2 separate regions of the Homo sapiens genome follow, and region 2 is linked to region 1. A link is an interaction called in ENCODE POLR2A ChIA-PET data of the cell type or tissue named here. Cell type or tissue: HCT116. All regions are shown on one strand. Each heading gives the region's core, and the rest is flanking DNA. Links, peaks and the distances in the headings are about the cores only.

What was found. ChIA-PET counts read pairs that join two places held together with the same protein. Peaks named below come from ENCODE experiments on the same cell type or tissue, not always from the same donor. Only the 100,000 strongest peaks of a DNase experiment are listed, where the experiment ranks them.
Region 2: POLR2A ChIA-PET joins it to region 1 with 5 read pairs; 3 of 35 experiments call an interaction of 5 or more read pairs at or near these places.

What each region holds. Positions count from the first base shown.
Region 1 is chr9:21,513,612-21,526,272 of GRCh38, forward strand. The region is part of intron 1 of MIR31HG (MIR31 host gene); the gene reads right to left. LOC124900282 (small nucleolar RNA SNORD55/SNORD39) reads right to left here and starts at 10,771; the gene lies at 10,696-10,771. In HCT116, for the core only: no CTCF peak of the experiment used is centred there; a DNase peak (open chromatin) is centred at 8,075; H3K27ac peaks cover 5,322 bases.
Region 2 is chr9:21,319,918-21,332,578 of GRCh38, forward strand. KLHL9 (kelch like family member 9) reads right to left here. Exons shown (of 1, transcript NM_018847.4): 1 at 9,748-12,661. All of the region lies in intron 2 of LOC107987053 (a long non-coding RNA gene), which reads left to right. It also overlaps the pseudogene IFNA20P. Among named protein-coding and RNA genes, the nearest start is that of KLHL9, 9.2 kb to the right of the region's middle. In HCT116, for the core only: a CTCF peak has its summit at 6,816 (motif pointing right); a DNase peak (open chromatin) is centred at 6,834.

The DNA.
Region 1 (12,661 bases), core at 632-8,631:
CCACGCATATACAGTATGTGGTGTCTGTTCTTGTGAGGGTAGGAACTTATGAGTGTTCTATTGCACAAAAGCCTGTAACATCTTGTCCTGAGGCTAGGTAACTTGTGGAAGAGGTACTAATTGACTTCCTAGGATACAATTCAACTTAATTGCATGATCTATTAATGTAAGGGTATTTAGGAATTTGGGGATCATTAAGTACAGAGCATTGAATCAAAATTAATGGCAAATGCAAAACAGGTTAGGTAACAAAATTCTGAATTGAGAAGATTTAACTGAATAAAGCTTCTCCAATAAACTCATTATTTTAAAAAATATTACTAATATCTGATATTCATAATTAAGAGGCAGGTACAAGCTGCATCATTTTAGAAGGTATATGGTACATATTTGAAAACAGTAATTTCTTGTGACTTTTTTCAGTTCCATTTTGCACATAAAAATTTCAGATTCAAGGCCAGGCATGGTCTTGAGTACATCTCAGAACTTTTGAAGGCCAAGGTGGAAGGATCACTTGAGGCCAGGAGATCAAGATCAGCCAGAGAAATATAGCAAGATTCCATCTCTACTAAAAATAAAAATAAATTAGCCAGCTGTGGTGGCATGCACCTGTAGTCCTAGCTACTTGGGAGAATGAGACATGAGGATTGCTTGAGCACAGGAGTTTGAGGCTGTAGTACTGTACTCCAGCATGGATGACAGAGCGAGGTTTTTCTCAAAAAAAAATTCAGATTCATTTTGTAAAGAAAATTGAATAACAGCAACTATCTGATTTACCAGTCAGATGTAGCAGATACCTGAATATTTAAAAGGAGGAAGAAAACTTACTTTTTAGGTTATCAAATAATTTCTCAATGTGTAATTGAAAAGTCTAGAAAAAAACTGTACTCTTTTGAAGAAGCTGTTGCTGTTGAAACTGAGGTGCTTTCTTTAATTTCTCTAATATATCCTGAGAATCATGGCTTTCACCAGGTTACTGGTAAAACCCACACCCTCACCACATATACCTTAAACAAATTTCTTGCAAAACTCTAACCTAACCAGGAATTGTTACAATGGGAAAACAAATCAGGTATATATATATATACCTGATTATAGGCCTTAGCAGTTAAGGTTAAACCTTGAAAAATGCTGACAAAAAAATGCCCTGGAGAGAATGCAGGGCCCATTTATAATTTTTTTCCTAAAAGAAAAAATTTTCTTTTACATTTCAAACTTTTAGTATTGTAACTAACAAAATAAAGTTCAAAGTCTAGGATTCTTCAAATTATTCTAACTTTAAATTCATTTAAAATTAATAAGGTGACTTTACTTCTAAATAACTGATATAAAAGTATTCTGGCAGCAAATCTAGCATGTTCCAGACATATGAAGGGCAAGGGGGAATTAGCTATACCAACCCCAATTAATACACAGACATAAAGAATAAGAACTCAATCACAGTAACTGAAAAAAATGGAGTAACTAACACTCACTGTGGCTTTTCAGAGCTGAAATACAATCTACTTAACGCCTCATTTTTAAAAAAGTGTTTTCTAAAAAGGGGTTGGGGTAGGGGTTGATTATGTATAAAAAGTTAGAATGTCCTATTTTTCATGTACAGTATTATGAAAAACTTTGTGGTCCAATCAAGAATATAACTGTAGGAAAAAATAACATTCACTGAATGTGTTGGTATTGCCTTTGGGAATAGACAATTTAATAGGATGTGCTCAAAGCTACTCCCTAAATTGATAGAAGCCATATGTGTCTCTGCCCTACATCTGTGGGGAGTGGTTTGCAGGAAGAAAGGAGTACAATTATATATACATATATTCAAAATAAATAAATACATATATATATATTCAAATGAATGAATAAATATAATCTCTTATAAATTGGCAAAGACAACATTATGGCCCCTGGAAGGACTCAAAACCTATGGAGGGTTCCATGTATTAATGCCATTCATTGTACACTTGATCACTATCCATATCGCACAAAAAAGTACCAATGAGGGAAAAAACAATTACAATAGAAAATATTTTATTTATTTGTGCTTAAACAGTCATCTATAGTATTATTGAGGAGAAATACTGAAATAATTACAGATACTTTTAGAGTAAAAAAAGGCAGCTTATAGGAATGGCTAAGAAAAGAATTTATAAAATCAAAGATTTTTGAAGTGTCTTTACATTAGCAAGCCTGTATATGTATACATGTGTGTGTATACACATATATAGCATACGTAATTTTAATTTTTATATAATCTTTTTTATGGAAGAACACCACCAAAGACAGAATATAACTCTTTTAAATTTAGGAATACTAATAAAATACAACTGAATATCTCTATCAGGTATCAGAAACGATCCCCAGGGCAACTACAAAGTATAGAAAAACTGACAAAAAGGAGTTAGGTTTTTATTCTCTGCCCCACCAGCCCTGTCTTGCCTGCTGGAAGACCTCACACTCTCTTCCCTCTGCCTATCCAACTTCCCACACCCCCCAATATACAGACACACCACAGTACCTACACCAGGCTTGTCCTCCCACAAAATGCCCTATTTCCCAAAATTCCACTCCACTACCCTTCTAAATTCCCATTTCCTCTTCACATATGTTGTCTATAGGAATGAGGAAGAGGAAATCTACCCCTACATTATAAGGATTCAAGACAAACTGCAAATTGTTAATAAGCTTAAGCATCCAAAAGGATCCCAATTTTTAGGAGACAAGTATTATACTAAACTAGCAATTAGTAGAAAATATGGAAGATATTTTGAATTCAGAGCTCTCTATTCTATAACCCCTTGCTTAAAATGGGCCAAAATTAAAGCATTTCCTATTTTCCAAAATTCATAAAAACCCACTGAAAAGGGAAGGTGGGGGATGAGGGGAGAAGTAACTATCTTTTTTGAGTAAGCAGTATATACTTTTACATTTTTCCCATACTTAATCCTCAGAAAACTGGCAGTGGTAGATATTATTATCGCCTATTTATAATTGACTAAGCTGAGGCTGAAAAAGTTTATCTAGAGTAAACATCTCAAAGTCATCAACCTACTAATAATTCCATTAATTTAACATTTGTTGGTCTTCTATTATATGCCAGGCATCGTGCTGAAGACAGGGCCTTTACCTATAATGGGTTTCCAAGTGGGAGGTGACAGTATATATTTTCACATAATTTGGTAAATCCTATCATCAAATTATACACTAGCTATAATAAGAACAAATACAGCATCATGATGGATTACAATGATGGCTGAATTCTCCCTGAATCCAAATCGTGGCCATGTGACTTTGCAGTACATATTCTGACTCTGGAGTTAGCTGTATAATTTGTCTTGGTCAGCTTGTGATGTGAGCAAGACATGATGCAAACAGAGCTTAAAAAGCACTGGTGAGACTAGGCCTGCCTGCTCTCTTGATCCTTTGTCATCATGAGCGTATACCCAGACTACTCTACTAAAGAATAAGGCGCAAAGAACATGGCCAAGTCTCCCTAGTTATCCCCCCAGCCAAGGCCCATCTAGATCAGCCAAAAGCAAGCCAACCCCAACATGTGAGCAAAGCCAACCAAAATTAATAGAGCTGCTTAGGTGACCCACCCCAGATGTGTAAGCAGTAAACACTGCTGAACTTATTTGAGGATTTTTAGTTGTTTGCTATGCAGTATTATTGTAGAAAATAACTGATATAAGTATAATGATTAAAACCACATGCTTTGGATTTAGGCTAACCAGGTCAAAATTGTCATTAGAACAGCAAATAGGCCATGTGAATTCAAGTCACCCATTTCATCACATGCACAACAACAAAGTCACCAACTCCTTATTCTGCACTGTGCTGGTAAATGATAGGATTTCAATGAACATTTATGGATAAATGAGTAAACATTGATTAACTGTTTTGCTAGACTATAGGTTCCTTAAGAGTAGGAGGAAAGCCTTACTTATCTCTGTGCACCCAGCATACACTGTGATGAAAGAGACTTATAGAGAGATCAGTCAGTACTGGTTACATGAGAAAGTACTATGAATTTGGATTACCTTATTAAGATGGATGGGAAACCACTAAAGGGCTGTAAGGAAGCCAAACAACAAGATTTGTGTTTGACAAGATTACTTTGGCTGCTCTATAGGGGTAAACGGACAGGAGGGGCCAGAACGGATGCACAGAAACCATCTAGGAGCCACCAAGGCTGTCTGTGCAGAGATGGTGTAACCTTGGATTAGAAAAAGAAAGCACACAGATTCAAGATATATTTGGAAAGCAGAAGAGAAAAATTTGCTTGAGGCTTGAGGGCCTAAGAAAATGGAAGAACCAAGAAAAAAAACAGTTTTCTGCTCTATGCTCCTACATGAGCAGTGGTGACTTTCACTGATAGGGAGCTCAAAAACACAACAGATACTTTAAAAATGCAGACTCAGAGAGACTCTGAGTTAATCCTAGTCTAAGGCCACCACTGGGAACATCTATTCAAAGAATCTGTGACATCAATTTATGTGAAGAATGATATTCCTTGAACACTAAATCATTCCCTGTTGCACTAGAAAACTTCATTTGCCTTATGTAGCTGAAGTGACCTGAAGGAAGGCTCTGCTGAACCTTTGCTAGATGGCAAAATACAGCCCCACTGTGGAAACTTCTTGAACTATATTGAACCTTCTAAGGAAACTAAGCCTAAGAAGGAAAGAGTATACATGCCTAATTTAAAATCAGCTTTAGAGACTGAGGATGAGTTCTTTCCTGCTTCACGAATTTTCCATGAATCTAAAAATTGAACTAGACTTTAGAACATGTACCTTATCACATTAGTTAATTCAAATGTTTATTCTCTACTAGAGCCATTTCTGTCTTTAAGTATGAGCCATTCTACTTTCTCTGGATTTCATGGCCATGGACTGCCACCCAAATCCTAGTCAGTCACCTAAAAAATGTGTGCTATTGACATTAAAGGAACGAGGGTGGTGAAAGTAGGGAGAGATCCATGCAAACCCATCAACACTTCTGGAAAGAAACCAAAGCATTCTGAAAGTGGGTGAACAACGTTTTCATGTGTGGAAATGTAGAGAATTTGGGACCATTATGAGTGACACGAGGAGCTCAGTGACTTACCAGTATTTATATGGTGCTTCCTAAGGCCCAGGCAAGCACTTTTTCATCAAAAAAAGACATTTCAAAAGGACTTTTTCATTACTGTATAGCCACCACCCATAAAGATTTAGTACAGTGCTGCTTTAGTTTGAAAAATGGTGCCCCTCCAAAATTTATGTTAAGACAATCCCCAACGCAACAGGATTAAGAGGCGTGGCCTCTGAAAAGTGATTAGGTCATGAGGATTCCACCCTCGTGGATGAGATTCGAATCCTTATAAAAGGGCTGGAGGTTGAAGGGAGCACTCTCTTGCCCTTCCACCTTCTGGCCATGTGACTACACAGTGTCCATCCTCTCAGAGAGAGGCAGCAAAAAGGCACCATCTTTGAAGTGAAGACCTGGCTCTCAGCAAACACAAAACCTGCCAGTGCCTTGATCTCCCTGCCTCCAGTACTGTGAAAAATAAATTTCTCTTATTTATAAATTACCTAGCCTGTGGTATTTTGTTATAGCAGCACAAATGGACTATGACATGTGCATATCTTTAAAAAATAAAATATTTGTAATGGTTGATTTACACATTAAATTCATATTCTATATCCTCCAAAGTCTGAACCAAAGGTAAGATGTATTTAGAATACATTGTCAAGAGCTGTACATCTATTCTTTTATTAAATCCTAACTCCAAACTGAAAAGCTGTTGAAGAATTTTTTTCCATTTTATACTATATAGCTGAGAAAACTAAACCTCAGAAAGGTTAAGTCATTAGTTCACAATCACAGTGCTAGTTAATGTTAGAATCTGAATTCAGCATGTCTTCCCTCAGAGTCTGCATTCTATCTGTGCCCCCAAACTAACTTCCAACATTACCACCCTTATTTTCTACGGACCAATGGGGCTTTTCTTTGGGGCTGGAATCATCTCCTCACTACCCCCTGGCATACTATTCCCACTTTGTTCCTGCCATTTCTTCTGCCCCTGAAATATTCCTCAAATGGTCATTCTGCTTCATCATTCCAAAAGGAAGCATTCTGAGCTCAAAACAAAACAAAACTAAACAATGATTCACCATGTTGATTCACAACAAAACTATAAATGACTCCGTTTTCTGGTTTGTCAATAAGCTTCAGAATACTGTCGAAACACATAAAATACAAAACATTTATATTATCAGGCTAATGGTTGCCTGTGACCCAACTAAGACCAAAGTCAGACATAATGCACACATTTCAGAGGAATTTCCCAACTAATCCAAAAGTCAAGGGCTTCCAGATATTTCCATCACCCACAAGTGGCATTCCCTTAGAATGCTAAGTCTTGAGCCCTTTCCAAGTGTTGTTCCCTAACTCTGTAACACTCCCTGAACATGCCGCTTGGTCTACCTGGCAAACCAGAATTAATCCTTTAAGACAATGGTTAGGTAGTGCCCCCTTCTTTGCTTGTGTCTCTCCACTTCCACCACACACCTTGATGTAGAGTCCCTATTCTCACTGTACACATACCTCTCCCACTAGCTTTTGAGCTCTTTGTGGGCATGGACATGTCTTCTTAAACTTTTTATCCCAAGGCCCACCAAAGAATCTGCACATACATTAAGCCCAATAAATGCTGAATGGGCACGCTCATGACCTACAGATATTGACACTGTGATTGAAAAACTTCTGGATTCAGGAATGGGGTGTGTTTATTTTTATAATATCCAGCCAAATATCAAAGGTCTAGAGAAGCTTCTACAGGCATATCTTGGAGATATTGTGGGTCTGTTCCAGACCACCACAATAAAGTGAATATCACAATACAGCAAGTGACACAAATTTGCTTTCCAGTGCATATAGAAGTTATATTACACTGTAGTCTATAAACTGTGCACTAGCATTATGTCTAAATAAAAGTACATATCTTATTTTTAAAATATTGCTAAAAAACGCTAATGATCAGCTGAGCCTCCAGCAAGTTGTAACCTTTTTACTGGTGGAAGGTCTTATCTTGATCTTGATGGCTACTGGCTGATCATACAGTGGTGTCAGCTGAAGGCTGGGGCGACTCTGGCAATTTTTTTTTTCTCACTTTTTTTTTTAACATTTATTTTAAGCTCAGGAGTATATGTGCAGCTTTGTTATATTGGTAAACTTGTGTCATGGGGGTTTGTTGTACATATTATTTAGTCACCAAAGTATTAAGCCTCGTACTCATTAGTTATGTTTCCTGATCTTCTCCCTCCTCCCAACCTTCACCCTCTTGTAAGCCCCAGTGTCTGTTGTTCCCTTCTATGTGTCCATGTGTTCTCATCATTTAGCTCCCACTTATAAGTGAAAATACCTGGTATTTGGTTTTCTGTTCATGTGTCAGTTTGCTAAGGATAAATGGCCTCCAGCTCCATCCATGTTCCTACGTGTTCTTTTTTATGGCTACATAGTATTCCAGGATTTAGCTGTATCACTTTTTCTTTATCCAGTCTATCAGTGATGTACATTTTGGTTAATTCCATGTCTTTGTTATTGTGAATAGTGCCACAATGAACATACACGTGCATGTGTCTTTATGACAGAATGACTTATATTCCTTTATAACAGCATGGTTTATATTCCTTTATGACAGAATGATTTATATCCTAGTAATGGGATTGCTGGGTTGAATGGTATTTCTGTTTTTAGGTTTTTGAGGTATCTGTCTTCCACAATGGTTGAACAAATTTACATTTCTACCAACAGTGAATAAGCATTCCTTTTTCTCCACAACCTTGCCAGCATCTGCTATTTCTTGAATTTTTAATAAAAGCCATTCTGACTGGTGTGAGACAGTATCTCACTGTTTTGATTTGCATTTCTCTAATGATCAGTGATGTTCAGCTTTTTTTCATATGCCTGTTGGCTGTGTGTATGTCTCCTTTTGAAAAGTGTCTGTTCACATCATTCACCCACTTTTTTTTTTTGTTACAGGGCACATGTGAAGGATGCACAGGTTTGTTATGTAAATGTGTGTCGTGGTGGTTTGCTGCACCTATCAACCCATCTTCTAAGTATTAAGCTTAGCATGCATTAGCTATTTTTCCTGATGGCTCCCTCCTCCTGACCTCACCTTGACAGCCCCCAGTGTGTGTTGTTCCCCTCCATTTCCATGCATTCTCCTTGTTCAGCTCCCATTTATAAGATCATGTGGTGTTTGGTTTTCTGTTCCTGCGTTACTTTGCTGAGGATAATGGCTTCCAGCTCCATCCATGTCCCTGCAAAGGACAGGAACTCATTCCTTTTTATCCTGTGCCCACTTTTTAATGGGGTTTTTTTTTCTTGTAAATTGGTTTAAGTTTCTCATAGATGCTGGATATTACACCTTTCTCAGAAGCATAGTTTGCAAAATTTTTCTCCCTTTCTGTAGGTTGTCTGTTTACTCTGTTGATAGTTTCTTTTGCTGCACAGAAACTCTTTAATTAGATCCCATTTGCCAATTTTTGCTTTTGTTGAAATTGCTTTTGGTGTCTTCATCATAAAATCTTTGCCTATGTCCAGAATGGAATTGCTTAGGTTGTCTTACAGGGTTTTTATAGGTTTGGGTTTTACATTTAGTCTTTAATCCATCTTTAGGTGATTTCTGTATATGGTATAAGGAAGGGGTCCAGTTTCAGTCTTCTGCATATGGCTAGCCAGTTATCCCAGCACCATTTATTGAATATGGAGTCCTTTCCCCATTGCTTATTCTTGTCAATTTCATCAAAGGTCAGATAGTTGTAGGTGCAAGGCCTTATTTCTGGGCTCTCTATTCTGTTCCAATGGTTTATGTGTCTGTTTTTGTACCAGCACCATGCTGTTTTGGTTATTATAGCCCTAGAGTATGGTCTGAAGTCAGGTAGCATGATGCCCTGAGCTTTGTTCTTTTCGCTTAGGATCTTCTTGCGTTTTGGGCTCTTTTTTGGTTCCATATGAATTTTTACATAGTTTTTTTTCTAGTTCTGTGAAGAACGTCATTGGTCATTTGATAGGAATAACACTGAATCTATAAATTGCTTTGAGCAGTATGGCCATTTTGACAATATTGATTCTTCCTATCCGTTAGCATGGAATATTTTTCCATTTGTTTCTGTTACCTCTGATTTCTTTGAAAAGTGTTTTGTAGTCCTCCTTGAAGAGAGCTTTCACCACCCTGGTTAGCTGTATTCCTAGGTACTTTATTCTTTTGTAGCAATTGTGAACGGGATTGTGCTCTTGATTTGGCTCTTGGCCAAACTGGTATAAAGCATTTCTAGTTTAGTTACTGTCGTTGGTCTAAAGTAATGCTAGTGATTTTTGTACCCTGATTTTGTATCCTTGGACTCTGAAGTTGTTTATCAGCTGAAGGAGCTTTTGAACCAAGAATATGAGGTTTTCTAGATTTAGGATCATGTTGTCTGCAAACAGAAATAGTTTGACTTCCTCTCTTCCTATTTGGATGCCCTTTATTTCTCTTGCCTATTGCTCTGGACAGGACATCCAATACTATGTTGAATAGGAGGTGTGAGAGACAGCATCCTTGTCTTGTGTCCGTTTTCAAGAGAGATGGTTCCAGCTTTTGCCCACTCAGTATGATGTTGGCTGTGGGTTTGCTATAGATGGCTCTCATTATTTTGAGGTGTGTTCCTTCAATACCTAGTTTATTGAAAGATTTTAACATGCAGGGGTGTTGAATTTTATCAAAAGCCTTTTCTGTATCTACTGAGATAATCATATGGTTTTTGTCTTTAGCTCCATTTATGTGATGAATCACATTTATTGAATTGTGTATGTTGAACCAACTTGTATACCAGGGATAAAGCCTACTTGATTGTGGTGGATAAGCTTTTTGATGTGCTGCTGGATTTGGTTTACCAGTATTTTGTTGAGGATTTTTGCACTGATATTCATCAAGGATACTGGCCTCAAGTTTTTTTGTTGTTGTTGTGTCTCTGCCAGGTTTTGTTATCAGAATGATGTTGGCCTCATAGGATGAGTTAGGGAGGAGTCCCTCCTCAATTTTTGCAATAGTTTCAGTAGGAATGGTATTAGCTCTTCTTTGTACATATGGTAGAATTTGGCTCTAGTTCTGTTTGGTTGGTAGGCTATTTATTACTAATTCAATTTTGGAGCTCATTATTGGTCTGTTCGGGGTTTCAATTTCTTCTTGGCTCAGTCTTGGGAGGATGTATGTCTCCAGGAATTTATCCATTTCTTTGAGATTTTCCAGTTTATGTGCATAATGTTCTCTGATGGTTATCTGTATTTCTGTAGGGTCAGCAGTAATATCCTCTTTGACATTTCTAATTGTGTTTATTTGGATCTTCTAGTTTTTCTTATTAGTCTAGCTAGCAGTCTACCTATTTTAGTAATTTTTTCAAAAACCCACTCCTGAATTCATTGATATTTTGAATGTTTTTTTTCATGTCTCAATCTCAGTTCAGCTCTGATTTTGGGTATTTCTTGTCTTCTGCTAACTTTGAGGTTTGTTTGCTATTGGTTCTCTAGTCCTTTTGGTTGTGATGTCAGCTTGTTAAACTGAGGTATTTCTAACTTTTGATGTGAGCATTTAGTGCTATAAATTTCCTGCTTAACACTGCCTTAGCTGTGTCCCACAGATTCTGGTATGTTGCATCTTTTTTTTTTTCTCACATGCTCAGCTGTCCAAGGTTGGCTTCCCCACTGCACACTCGAGTGGTATGTTGCATCTTTGTTCTCAATAGTTTCAAAGAACTTGATTTCTGCCTTAATTTTACTATTTACCCAAAAGTCATTCAGGAGTAGGTTATTCTATTTCCATTTAAATATATGGTTTTAAGTGGATTTCTTAGTCTTGTTTTCTAATTTGATTGTGGTGTGGTCTGAGAGGGTGGTTATTATAATGAGCCTAGTACTCATTATACAGCATTTGGTGAGGAATGTTTTGTGTCCGATTATGTCATTGATTTTAGAGTATGTACCATGTGGCAGTGAGAATAATGTATACTCTGTTGCTTTTGGATGGAGATGTCTGCAGATGTCTATCAGGTACATCTGGTCCAGTGCTGAGTTCAGGTCCTGAATATCCTTGTTAATTTTCTGCCTTGATGATCTGTCTAATATTGTCAGTGTGGTGTTGAAGTCTCTCACTATTATTTTGTGGTTATCTAAGTCTCTTCATAGGTCTCTAAGAACTTGCTTTATGAATCTGGATGCTCCTCTGTTGGGTGCATATATATTTAGATTAGTTAGGTCTTCTTGTTGAATTGAAGCCTTTACCATTATGTGATATCCTTTTTGTAATCTTTGCTGGTTTAAAGTCTCTTTTGTCTGAAATTAGGATTTTTCTGTTTTCTGTTTGCTTGGTAGATTTTTCTCTGGCCCTTTATTTTGGGCCTATGGGTCTCACTGCATGTGAGATGGGTCTCTTGAAGACAACGTACCAATGAGTCTTGGTTCCTAATCCAGCTTGCCACTATGTGCCTCTTAATTGGGGCATTTCACCCATTTTTTAAAATCTTTTTTGTGTTAAATATTTCTTATAATTCCTTTTATTTTTTACTTTTAACTTCAGAAGTACACGGGCAGGTTTGTTACATAGGTAAACTTGTATCACGGGGGTTTGTTGTACAGATTATTTCATCACACCGGTATTAAGCTAGTATTCATTAGTTATTTTTCCTGATCCTCTATTTTCGCATACCCTCCATCCTCCAGTAGGTCCAAGTGTGACTTGTTCCCCTCTATGTGTCCATGTGTTCTCACCATTCAGCTCCAATTTATAAGTGAGAATATGCAGTATTTGGTTTTCTGTTCTTGTGTTAGTTTGCTAAAAATAATGGTCTCAGCTCCATCCACATTTTTGCAAAGGACATGATTTCATTCTTTTTTATGGCTGCACAGTATTCCATGGTGTATATGTACATTTTCTCTATCGAGTCTATTATTGATGGACATTTAGGTTGATTCCATGTCTTTGCTATTGCGAATAGTGCTGCAATGAACATACATATGCCTGTGTCTTTATGACAGAATTATTTATCTTCCTTCCAGTATATACCTGGTAATGGGATTGCTGGGTCAAATGGTATTTGGTTTTAGGTCTTTGAGGAATCACCACACTCTCTTCCACAATGGTTGAACTAATTTATACACCCATCAACAGTGTATATGCATCCCTTTGTCTCCACAACCTTGCCAGCATCTGTTATTTTTTTGACATTTTAATAATAGTCATTCTGATTGAGAATTATATCTCACTGTGGTTTTGATTTGCATTTTTCTAATGATCAGTGATGTTCAGCATTTTTCATGATTGTGGGCTATATGTATGTCTCGTTTTGAAAAGTGTTTGTTCATGTCCTTTGCCCACTTTTTAATGGGGTTGTTTTTTTCTTGCAAATTTGTTTAAGTTCCTTATAGATGCTGGATATTAGACCGCTGTCAAATGCATAGTTTACAGAAATTTTCTCCCATTGTGTAGGTTGTCTGTTTACTCTGTTGATAGTTTCTTGTGCTGTGCAGAAGCTCTTTCATTTTATTAGATCCCATCTGTGAATTTTTTATTTTGTTGCAACTGCTTTTGGCATGAAATCTTTGCCCATGCCTATGTCCTGAATGGTACTGCCTAGGTTGT
Region 2 (12,661 bases), core at 3,635-11,634, 190 kb before region 1:
TTTTTTTTTTAGGGTTGAGTTAGAGAGTTGTAAAGGCTAGGAAAATGGTTTACAAAATATGTTTTACTTGGGCCTAAAAATAATCATCAATGGTGATTTGAAACTAACTGAATCTGAGTAAAGGGATTATTTTATTTATTTATACTATTCACAGAGCAGCCATTTTCTATCGCAACTTGCTGAGACACTGGTTCCCTGGAACAAGCTTCATGGGGGCTGTACAATTTTTCCTCTGTGCAAGGCACTACTCTGACAATGGGAACCTGGGCTCTGCTCCTTCACAGTTTTACAGACAGTCCCCTTTCCTAGAGTTTCAATTTGAGGGACATCAACGTGTTAGACCTCAGGAATGTCAGGGGAGCTGCAATCAAAGCTTCTCTTGTCTGGATTTGGTTAAATGTGGACTATACAGGATTATGTTATTTATTACATTGAAATTAAAGGTAACTATCATTTACCATGTTCAGATTCTCAGCCAGTAATTTGCAAACTTTATTTTATTTCATCTTTGCAGTTTCCTATGTGACAACTATTAAAATTGTCTCAATTTTGCAGAAGAGGAAAGGAAAATCTGATGTTGTTTAAGCTCCCAGGAGCCACAGATGTTGTCACAAAGTGGCAGTTTCTACTGCCTCCCAATTTCCCTCTTCATTAGCTTTCAGTTCTTCCTCTTGGCTGCACTGAGCATGCTAGTGTTTAATTAATCACAATCATGTCTTAAATGCCATTCTTTGAATCCATGGAGGGTAGTCATCATCCTGTATTACTTATCTGTTAATCTAAATTGCCAAGCCTATTGTCTGTCACATATATGCAGTAAAGACATTTTTAGTGACAGAACAAAGACAACTGGATGACTTAACCCTGGGTTTTCGAGTTTTATGCCACCGTTATCTACAGATTATAAGCTGTGGCTCTTGTAAAGAAAGGTGGAAGAAATCAAACCTAGTGTATTAGCCACTTAAAAGAGAAATGCAGAGAGGTGAGGAAACATGTATTTCAGTGCAGTTTAAGAAGTAAAAATGTCCAAGATCAAACCTCTAAGTATACTTATTAGAATTTTAAAAGAGACATAGATTGAGACTCAGATAGGTTGTTATTTCAACATTGAGCCTCATTTGGATGGGTATTTCCTATTAGATTGAGAGTTTTGCCATTTTCTGAGTGTGTTTAATTTCCATTGTCATAATACAAAAGAAGTGTTGAGGTCATGACATTATCTGAGACCCATAAATAGAAGAGAAAGTGAACAAAGTAGAAATAAAGTTGAGATAAGTACAAAAACTGAAAACCCTAATCTGGTTATGTAAGAATCTCACAACAAGAAAGTGCTGAGACAGGTGGGTAAAGACTCAAATGGCCTAGCCAGCTGTATCCCACCAATGACCCGGCCAACCTCTTCCCTAGTGACACTGAGGATGATATTCTGCAGTTCTCTCTGCAGCTTTAGCTGTGGCCTAGCCCAGAGCCATGGGCTGCCATAAATAGGTGACCTTCAAAGTTCTGCACCAAATTGGGAGAATCTTTCTTTTCTTCCTGTCTGAAGAACAAGAATGTTTTTTAAGTTTCCCCTAGAGCAGCCGCATGGCACCAAATTCCAAAAGGCTCAGGCCACCAATGTTCTTCATGAGATGATCCAGCAGATCTCCAACGTTTTCAGCACAAAGAACTGAAATTCCTCACTGGGCTTGATCAGTAGCTAGAATTTCTGGAGACCTGTTTGGGTATAGGAAATCAAAGAGACCTTGAGTAGGAGGACTCCAGCCTGGCTGTGAAGGAGTATTCACAAGCAATCAGTCTCTATGTGAGAAAGAAAGAACACATCTGTTGTGCCTGGGACATTGTCAGACTGCAGATTAAGAAAGGAAAATCAATAAATGCTTTCTCTGTGTTAATAGGCTCATCGGAAATCCCAGGAGGTTGGAAAGGAAACTTAGATTTAGACCCAGTATCAGTCAATTGGGTCTCATCTACTAATTATGTGGCTTCGAGCTTGTAAATATTCATTCAATTCAAAGACTTTCCTTTCTGCTTCATTTATCGATATATTGAGTCATTTTTGTAAGACTGTGTTTCAATAATAAGAAATTGTACTTTTTTGTTTGTTTGTCTTTGACAGAGTCTCACTCTGTCACCCAGGCTGGAGTGCAGTGGCAGAATCTCTGTTCACTGCAAACTCCGCCTCCCGGGTTCAAGCGATTCTCATGCCTCAGCCTCCCAAGTAGCTGGGATTACAGGCATGCACCACCATGCCCAGCTAATTTTTGTATTTTCAGTAGAGATGGATTTTTGCCATGTTGGCCAGGCTGGTCTCGAACTCCTGACCTCAAGTTATCCACTCACCTTAGCTTCCCAAATGCTGGGGTTGCAGGCATGAGTCACTGCACCTGGCAAAATTGTACTTTTGAATAGGGAGAAATTACATTTTTAGCTTGTAATAATTAAAATTTATCCAATGATAATTGCTATATTTTCAAAATTTATTGTTTATAAATATGGTCAGCTTTGCCTTCTGGTTTCTATTGTTTGGTGAGGATGGAGCGGGTACTTAAATCTTTACAGTAAAAGTCAGGTCTTACTCAAACCCTCAAAGAGATACAAAGTGCCCTTAAACCTTTAATCTGCTTTCAAATCCAAAAGGAACATTAAGTCTATTTATTCATAAATCGTTTTAAATATCTCTGCTCCAGGCAATTTACTTGTCACTGTGAAAATATTGGTAAGTTAAATAAAGACTTTATTTTCTTCAGTGGAGCACTCTTCCTGAGAAGACAGCTCTAAACAATAAGTAGGTAGGTAGGAATCCTAGGGCCATGAAGGAGATGAACAATTCACATAGATTATACCAGCTGAAGTGAATTCAGTTTTACTTATGTTTCTTAGATAAGTCATATCTGATGACCGTTGATTCAGTTTCAGCAGTTGCATGAACTAGAAACTAAAGTGAAATACGGAATCATCCACCTTGAAACTTCAAATAAGTAGCAAATACCTTTTATTTGCTGGCTCTGTGGATGGTGCTAGTTACAATGAAAGAAAGTAGACACATTCTCTGCTTTCAGGGAATGACAGAGCTTCCAGTCTGGTGGGATGTGGGCAAGTGAGCATTTAATTAAAGTAATGCTAATGACTGTGACAGGGAAAGTATCAGATTCTGGAAGCGTGTAGCACTTGTTTCCGTCAGGGAAAGCATCCAGGAGAAGTAACTGCTAAGCTGGCATCTCAAGGATCTGTGGGAGTTAACCAAGTAAATGTGTGATGCTCAAAGGGTCAGAAACAGGGAACAGCAGATGTGAATGCGTAGCGGCCAGAGGGCGCATGCAGGAGCAAACAGTGAAGAAGGTTTAGAACTATGTAGAAGTAGAAGGGAGGGAGGGAGAAAGCAGAAGTTAGAATAGGAAGCAGGTGTTGTATTGTAAAAGGCATTGCAAGCAATTATGGGATTATGAGTCACAGAAATGATCATTAGAAATATTGAGATGTTTTAAGCAGTGAATTGATGTCACCAAATACATATTAGAAAAGCTCTTACAGCTGCCCTTTGAAAACTAGGTTGGGATTTGCTTGCACATACTGGTTAGAAAGGTGGGAAGTGGACCCATTAGGACATAGTTATTGTACCCAACGAGATAGGTAATAGGTTTGGAAGGTATTTATTACGTTGTAGTAAAGAGTAAAGCTGAATGTAAGACTGATGACTAAACAGAGGTGTTAAGATGTGGTGCCTGCTGAATTTTTGGGATGCCATAGAAACAAGCTCTAGACTAAGCCTCCAGATAAAAATATCAAAAATTAAACCAGAGAACTGTCCAGATATAAAAACCCACTGTTGATGATGCTGCTCTAGTAAGAACTAGAAGGAACTTCCATTCTCTAATGCCATTTCTTTTCCTAAAACCTGAACTTCCCACTATAGAAAGCCACCAACTCAGCCAATAAATACAGAAACACCACGTAGAGCCTATATCTTCTTGTGGACACATTAGGATCAAAAGCTCATGCAGGTGCTCCAGATCGGCAAGTCTTTCTTTGTTCCCATGTCCTATCTACAAGGGAGGCTTGAAATTTACATTATGTTGCCTGCATTGGTGATCTGGTTTTCCATTGATGCATAATTAATCAAAAACTCAGTGGTTTAAAACAACACACATTTATTACCTAAAAGTTTTTGTGAATCAATAATTCAAGAGCAGCTTCGGTGGGCTTAGAATCGCTCATGAGTTGCAGTCAAGATGCCAGCTGGGGCTGCAGTTGTCTGAAGGTTCTGTTTGGGCTGGCGGATCTGTTTCTAACATGGGTCACTCACACGGCCACTGACAGGAAGTCTTAGCTCTTCATCACAGTCACATGGGCATCTCCATGGAGCTATGTGGTATGTGCTCACAACATGGCAGCTGGCTTGTACTAGAGGAAGTGATAGAAGAGAGATAAACATGGAGGAAGTACACAATTTTTTATGACCTAGTCTATAATTTAAACACCATTGTTTCATTGTATTCATTAGATGGGAATCACTAAATCCAACACATAGTCAAAAGGAGGAAAGAAACGAGCATGAGAAAATTTGTGAATATATTTTAAAACAACCACAACTAGAATTCATAATGTGAGTATCCCTTAATGTAGAAAGGGTGTTTTACAGATGATAAGTAGGCATGGTTATGACAGATGATGAAACTACAGATATCAAAAGGAAAGTGACTTTGGATTTGGGGGCTGAGTTTCAATGGATCTCCTTGATCTCCTATAGGCATTCCCAAATGGTAGCCATGAACCTCTTGCAAGTGGCTAGACTATCTACTAAGTAAGTGGTAAGGGTGAATGGGAAGTGTAGATATTGCAGCCCAAGAAGTGAACAAAGTAGACATACCAATGGAATCCATAACTTATTCCCCTTGCAGGATAAAGTATAGCTAGTCCAGGGCATGGGAGAGATTATTAATGGAGAGCCAGCCTTGAAAATTAAAAATTGTTTTTCTGGCTGGGGGCGGTGGCTCACGCCTGTAATCCCAGCACTTTTGGGAGGCCCAGGCAGGCGGATCATCTGAGGTCAGGAGTTCGAGACCAGCCTGGCTAACATGGTGAAACTCCGTCTCTACTAAAAATACAAAAATTAGCCAGGGGTGGTGGCAGGCGCCTGTAATGCCAGTTACTCCGGAGGCTGAGGCAGGAGAATCGCTTGAACTGGGGAGGCGGAGATTGCAGTGAGCCAGGATCACACCACTACACTCCAGCCTGGGTGACAAGAGTGAAACTCTATCTCAAAAAACAAACAATAACAACAACAACAAAAAACAAAATCAAAACAAAAACTCTTTTTCCTTAATCTTTGAGTTAATTGATGTCTTCAAGTATGTGTATATACATATATGAAAGGTTTTGTGAAATCTGTGATTTTCTTATCTGGAGAAAGATGGAGAGAGTAATAAAAAATTGAAGTAAACACTGCTTAGTATGAAGAAATAAACATTACACTGACTCACATTAGGTTTTTATACTGAGTATGTTTTGGTTCATGATTTGACATGAATTAGAAATAAGTTTTAATGGATCACTAATTCCTGGCTGGAAGAATGTTTTGACTTCTAAGTGATAAAGTATACTCCCTAAGTAAGATAAAGCTGTTTGAATCAGTAGAAGTTAGACCTGCCTCCCATCCCCACCACATACAAACATGTACTCTGTTGACTGGCACTTGGGTGAAATGAGGCAAAAAATGATAAACTTCCATTATAAGAGATTGTAAGGCTGTATTGTAATAGTCTTTTGGAAGATGGACCAGTAAAGAGCTAGACATACTCTTTGGACTTACAATTGGAGAAGGGGCTCTAGACAACGAAACTTCTGAAGTTTGGGTTACTTAGTTGCTGTCAACAGCTTTATACACATCTTGTTCTAAGATTGCACGAAATCTAATCTTGCTCCTTCAGTTCTATGTAGAAAAGATATGTGCACTCTTGATATCCTTCAGGAGGCACTATTAAGAGATCACTTGTTGTTATACACATCCATCTTGAGGGAAAAAATGCTTGGTGTAAGAGAATATTTTGTTCTGAGACAATAACATGGAGAATGAGGAAATGGGTAGTTGATGCCATTCTTACTGTTCACATAGTCAAGAAATAGACTTTCTTTGAGCCCATGGGTGGCACTAAGAAAAATCTGGATCAGCTGGTCCAAAAGCTGTTTTACATCAAACACATGTATATGCTTATGCATATGTGTGTCTGGCTGGCCGGGTGAAAATTATGTGGCTATAGCAGTCATGATTTGATCCTCATACCCAAATGAGCAAACCAATATAAAAATTTCTTAAATATTATGAGGTTGTCATATTTACTTATAACCAGATATAATGCATATTACGTCCTTTCTGCTGTGGAAAAGATTTACTCTATACATGTCTTTGTGATGAGGCTGTCTGCTAAAAACTAAAAATAAAAATGGTATGGGGAATCCACTCAAAGGAAAAAGCAAGTATTGGGTATGAATGCTTAGAATCCAGATGAAATGTTGCAGATTTTAAAATTAAATGTATATGAATTTATAAATAAAATAAAGGTCATAGCTATTTAAATCTGTATTTTTAAGTAATATAAAAAATAATTCTTCTCTTTGATCTACCGTACCCCAAAAATTACCAAAAGTTTTTAATATTCACTTATGTAATTTATATAAGCTGCCAACTTTGAACTTTCACATGTGCTATAAAAATTTCTGGGTTTTGTTATTACTGTTGTTTTGATAAAGGAGATATATTTTCTGTAATCTAGCTAAACAAAGACTTTTAATTTTAACCAGTAGATGGCAGAATAACATTAGCCCCTGGAAAGCAGTTGCTCTGAGACTGTTACAGAGGAACGACCTATTCTGTGTACTAGTGCATTTGGCTCAGGTACACAATTCAACAGTTATGTGTTCAGTCATCCTTAATGAATATCTAAGTCTTTTATTCTAATCATCATCCAGCCATTCAAATATATGCTCAACAATTGAATACTAGAGGATGCAGATAAAGTATCAAAATTAAGGTGGGAAGAATCTTTAAAAATCCATTTAAAAGTATTTTAATGGAAGGTCTAATGTGGTCCTATTAGGAAGCAAATAATAGTATCATGCTGAGATGACTATTTCTGGCCTATTTTCTGTCACTTATTAATTCTAGAAATATACTTACTGTCCAAAAGGTATGAAACTTGAAAGATCATTTTACTACTTTTGCCAAATTGCATTCTAAACTGTAAACCAATTGACAATGCACTCAGCAATATGTAAGAGTCCTTTCTAACCCAACAGTTGAAAACAATTAAAAAACAGACTCTTTTTCAGTATTTGACATGAGAAAAATTAAATTATCATCTCAATAAATTTGACTAAATAAATGAAGAAATGGGTAGTTAATGACACACTGATCACACAGCGAAGAAATAGCCTTTCTTTCAGCCCATGGATGGTACTAAGAAAAATTTGGATCAGCTGGTACAGAAATCATTTGTAATGAAGATACACAACCCTAATTTTTTAAGACTCCTAATTAATGAGGAACTTCGTGAACAAGATCAAGGATATTTCCTTGTAACAAAGGAATCCTAAAACTAGAATTACCCCTATTAAAATTACGCATAAGACACAATTCCTCGGTCACTACTATAATTTTGCTGGAAGTATGAACCATGCTTTAATGTTTCACATTAAACTAATAATATGAAATTGGCTTTTATAATATGCAGATAATGGTTAGTTAAGGTGAAAATATGAGAATTGACCCAAAAAACTGAAGAATCAATGAGAGTCGGTAGACAGAAAACCATTATGCTAAAACCACATATTTCCTACTTCTACCAAGAGTTCAGAATATAACATAACGAAATCCCATTCAAAGCAGAAATACACAAACACACACACACACACACGTATATATCAAAGACAACTTAACTTGAAAAAAGATCATTGGAAGTGAAGAAAAATACTCTAAATTGATTGACTATAAGATTTTATGATTTTTTTTAAAGCATAAAAATTCAGCAAGGAAATGAAGATATTCAAAAAGTGGTTATGGAAAAATTAGGTAATTTGAAAAATACATTAGATTTTATGCCAAAAGTTTGGTAGAAAGTTGTATCAATAATAACAACATAAAATACTGGGATAATTATGCCACCTAATGATAAAAAAATTATTCAAGAAAGCATTAAAATGACAAAAAAACTAATTGTGCTACGTTACAAAGGAAAAACACTTGATTTCTTTGCTCACAGAACACAAGTGGGCAAATACTTGCTGTAAATAGAGAATAAAGATTAATCTTAATATAGCCAGTTGCAGTGGCTCACACCTGTAATTCTAGCCCTTTGGGAGGCTGAAATAGGAGGATCACTGGAGACCAGGAGTTCAAGAACAGCCTGGTCAACATAGCGAGACCCCATCTCAAAAAAAAATGAATGATTAATCTCAATATAAAAAGGTAAGTTTATTAATTTTAAGGAAAATCTCATTCTCATTTTAACTAGAAAGAAAAGCTACTTGAACAGGAGACAAGCAGTAAATGCCACCCTAACATGTCAAGAACTAGTAATCACAAAGCTATAGAGCTATAGTATCAAGAACAAGTAATACCACATCAGTACTATATAACAACCACCACCACCACCACACACACACACACCCCAAATTAAAAAAAACAAAAATATCACCGAAAGGTCAACATACAAAAAAGACGAACATACTTGATCATATTAAATTGAATAAAAAAGTAGAGTATAAAAAAGTATTTATAGCAAATAGGACAATTAAAGCAAAAGACAGGAGCAAATGATTTATGAAAAATACACATGCTCAATAAACAAGAAATTATAACTAGTAATTAAAGATATGTAAATCCAAACAGTGAAATAACTAGAACTGCAAAGATTTCCTTTGAAATAGTTACTGAACACAGTTCTGCTAAAAATGCATATGGTATAATCCTGGAAATATTTTTTAAGACCCTAAAAAAGCTAACACTACATGATTCCGATTTTACTTAGCATTTATCATAGGGTAGTAGCTATGGGCAAAGTTTTATGTAAGAATATTACATCTTGCTTTATTATGGTGAAAATTTATGGTAGACATTTAAATATCTACACATAAGGAAATGGAATAATTTGGCATGTTCATGGAATGAAATATTGTATAGACGCTGAACACTTTCAAAGAACAATAGCCTGAAAATCATTAAGCTGAAGCAAAAGTCAAAAATTATAAAATCCCAACTTTGTTAGTAACAACTATCATTCACTGCTTTTGTGCATATCTTATGCTAATCGCTTTATATTATTTCCTTACAAATCTGATATAAATAGAATTATTAATGATCACACCCAACCTGATAGATGTATGACAAAGCTGAAGTTTTAGAGAGTTAAACTTACCCCACAATCTTTCGGCAGTTGTTTATAATCGGTTGAGCTGGGGATGGCACATTTATGTAGTTTTAAAATGTCCTGTAGGAGCTTACTGCCTTTATAGTGAGAACAAAATAATTTTGATTACAAAAATCTGAACATGAGTGAAATGTGTTTGCTTTGCAGGCCAACTACATAAATATTACTGTAAGCAAGTGGGAAAGAAATTTAAGTCTGGATTTATCTGAATAAAAATGGAATCTGTTTTTCTAAATACATGTGCATTTGATAATTAGAAAAAAACACCTTATGATTTTTTAATATATACAGCTTTTTAAAAAATAAGAGAAAGTCATGATAATAGGAGTCTTTGGAAGGTGGATTTATTTTCATTATCCAGCTTTTAGCCTAAGGTCTGGCATACTTGAAAAATATTTGACAAATGCCTGCACATATGTACGTATATATATATATATAATATACTATTAATAGAAATTATCTTCAACATGTGGAATCACTGATAAATTAGTTTGCTTTTATTTTCCTGTACGTTCTATAATAGACATATCAAAAAAGCTAACAAATGTTAATTTTTGAATACTTTCCGAAAAACTAAAACAAGAAATGTTAACATAATGCTTTATGTGCTTTTAGTTTTTATCCTCTAAATATTTTTCCAGTCTGAACTTTCTTTAAAAAATTACCAGCTTATGAAAATAAATCTCTTTCCATTTAATCATTTCAACCACCTAAAATTTCTCTCTATAAGAAACTCCAGGTTTAATGAGCAGTACAGATTGAATATCCCTTATCTGAAATGCTTGGGACCAGAAGTGTTTTGGATTTTGGAATATTTGCATGTACATGACGTATCCTGGGGGAGGGACCCAAGTCTAAACAATATTACTTAAAACTTCGGTTATATTTCACGTTTCAGACACGTAGTCTGAAGGTAATTATAATAGTCTTAATAATGTTGTGCATGAAACAAGTCTTCACTGTGTTTTGAGTGTAACCTGTCACATGAGCTCTGGTGTGGAATTTTCTACTTGTGGCATCCTGTTGGCCCTCAAAAAGTTTTAAATTTTGGAGCAATTTGGATTTTTGGATTAGGGCTGCTCAACCTGTATTAGCATAGCATTAGTCAGCTACCTGTATGATTACCAAGAGAACTGTCAACTGCAGAATACGGGAAAGTAAAAAAATGAGAGGCAGGGTGGGTGAAGCTGGAGGTGGGGGATGTAGATAGAGCAGTTTACCTAGTAAAGCAATACTTATTTCAATAGGAAGCACCAGGTTCAGACATAAGATGTAATAAAAAGTACTTTTTTTCAATAAAAGGAAAAGCCTGTACAAAATAGAGGCAGGGCAGTATCACCTTGATATGTCAGAATAAGCACTGAAATACTACATAAAAAATAAACCATATCAAAATTATCCCCTAACCCCATCTCTACTAAAAATACAAAATTAGCCGGGCTTGGTGGTACATGCCTGTAATCCCAGCTAATCGGGAGGCTGAGGTGGGAGAATCGCCTGAACATGAGAGGCAGAGGTTTCAGTGAGCACACATCGTGCCATTGCACTCCAGACTGCACAACAGTGAGACCCTGTCTCAAAAAAAAAAAAAGACAAATTTGATCTCAAAAATTAACTGAACAGCGTTGCCTTTGTAAAACTACAACAGATTGAGGGAAGAAATAAATGCAAGCAAATGCAAGTTAAATTACATTTATTATATAAAGAGATCCTATAACTTGATACGAAAAACAAAGCAACTCCAACAGATAACAGAAGGGCAAAAGGACAGGAACATCTGATCAAAGAAACACAGCTACCGATAGCACACAAATATTCAACCTCATTAATAATCAAAGGATTAGGATGCACTTCTTGCTTATTCAATAAAGTTAATAATTTCTAATTTTTCTACTTTTCAAATGTACTCAAATGTGCTATTTTTAGTAATAAAAAACTGAGTAATTAAAAAAACATAGAAAGTATGAAAATTTCTGCCAATGCAGAAATCATAAACAGCATTAAAATGAATCAACACTTGTATGGGCAGTAAGGTTCAGACCCCTAGAAGCCAATTCATTTTGCCTTGGTTCCTGAGTTTTATTATGGGATTGTCAATAAGGAGAAAGTTGTTCCTGATTTACATGCTGACAATCTTCCAGGTATAGGGGGTTGTGTGTGTGTATTACACACACACACAATGTATATATAAATTTTTTTTCTTCAGGTAGACAATTATTCCAGGAAAGTACCTCTTCAGAATCACTCATTACAGAGAATTCCTGTAACTCCATTTGCTGATAAAAGTCCCATTAAAAATTACCATGTGGTTCTCAACCAATAGGGATACCTTTGGCATTGAAGAGGCTGAGGGTTGATTTTAGTACTGCTTGTAAGACCATAGTGTTCCAGAGGCTCTGTAGCTGGCTTCTTTGGGAATCTGAAGTTGGTCCTGTCTTTGAGACATGGCCAAAAGCACATTTTTCCTCACTTGATGCAGAAGAAAATGTTATCTCCTGCTTGCTCAGATCATAGCCTCGAGGCAGATCACACAGCTCAGGATGCACATGGACTGGAACAGCACCAGGGCAAGCACCCCAAATCACAAAATAATCATGTTAGGATGACTAAGTTGGGAGGCTGAACTTAAAACCCTATAGCTTTGTTCAGAATATTTTTTTCTTTGCTTTTTTCATTAAGTTTTACTGACCAAAAAGGTGGAAAAAAGAACCTAAATTTTCTGCACAAAAGCAGTTCTCTGAAACCTGAACTTTACCAATCTGTGTAAAAGTACTCTACAGAAAATACACAAGCAGAAAACAGTAATGTAAGCTTCATCTGAAGTAACGGTTTAGTCACATGACAAATTTGGTTGTCGATTTAGTATGCTGTAGCCCTTATCTATCTAAATTCAGTATGACTACATAGACATTTATTCTCTGGTACTGAATTTCCATTTGAATAGAAACGGCTGCTTTGTGGAAGAAAGAAACTTCAATTTAAAAACAATTTCAGCATCGTTGAAGTGCCAATCAGTTTTCAAATTATGTGTGTGTATACATATGTATGTATGTGTGCATGCATGTATGTTTGTATTATGTGTATTTTTTCCTCCTCTCTCCCTCTCTTGCTCGCTCTAGAGAGAGATACCAAATACTGGCTTGGTGCTATACTGTTTTTTCCTAGTTAATATTTTTATTATTTCTGTCTACGTAAGAAACTTCAAATATTCTGAATGCAACCACACAATCGAGTAA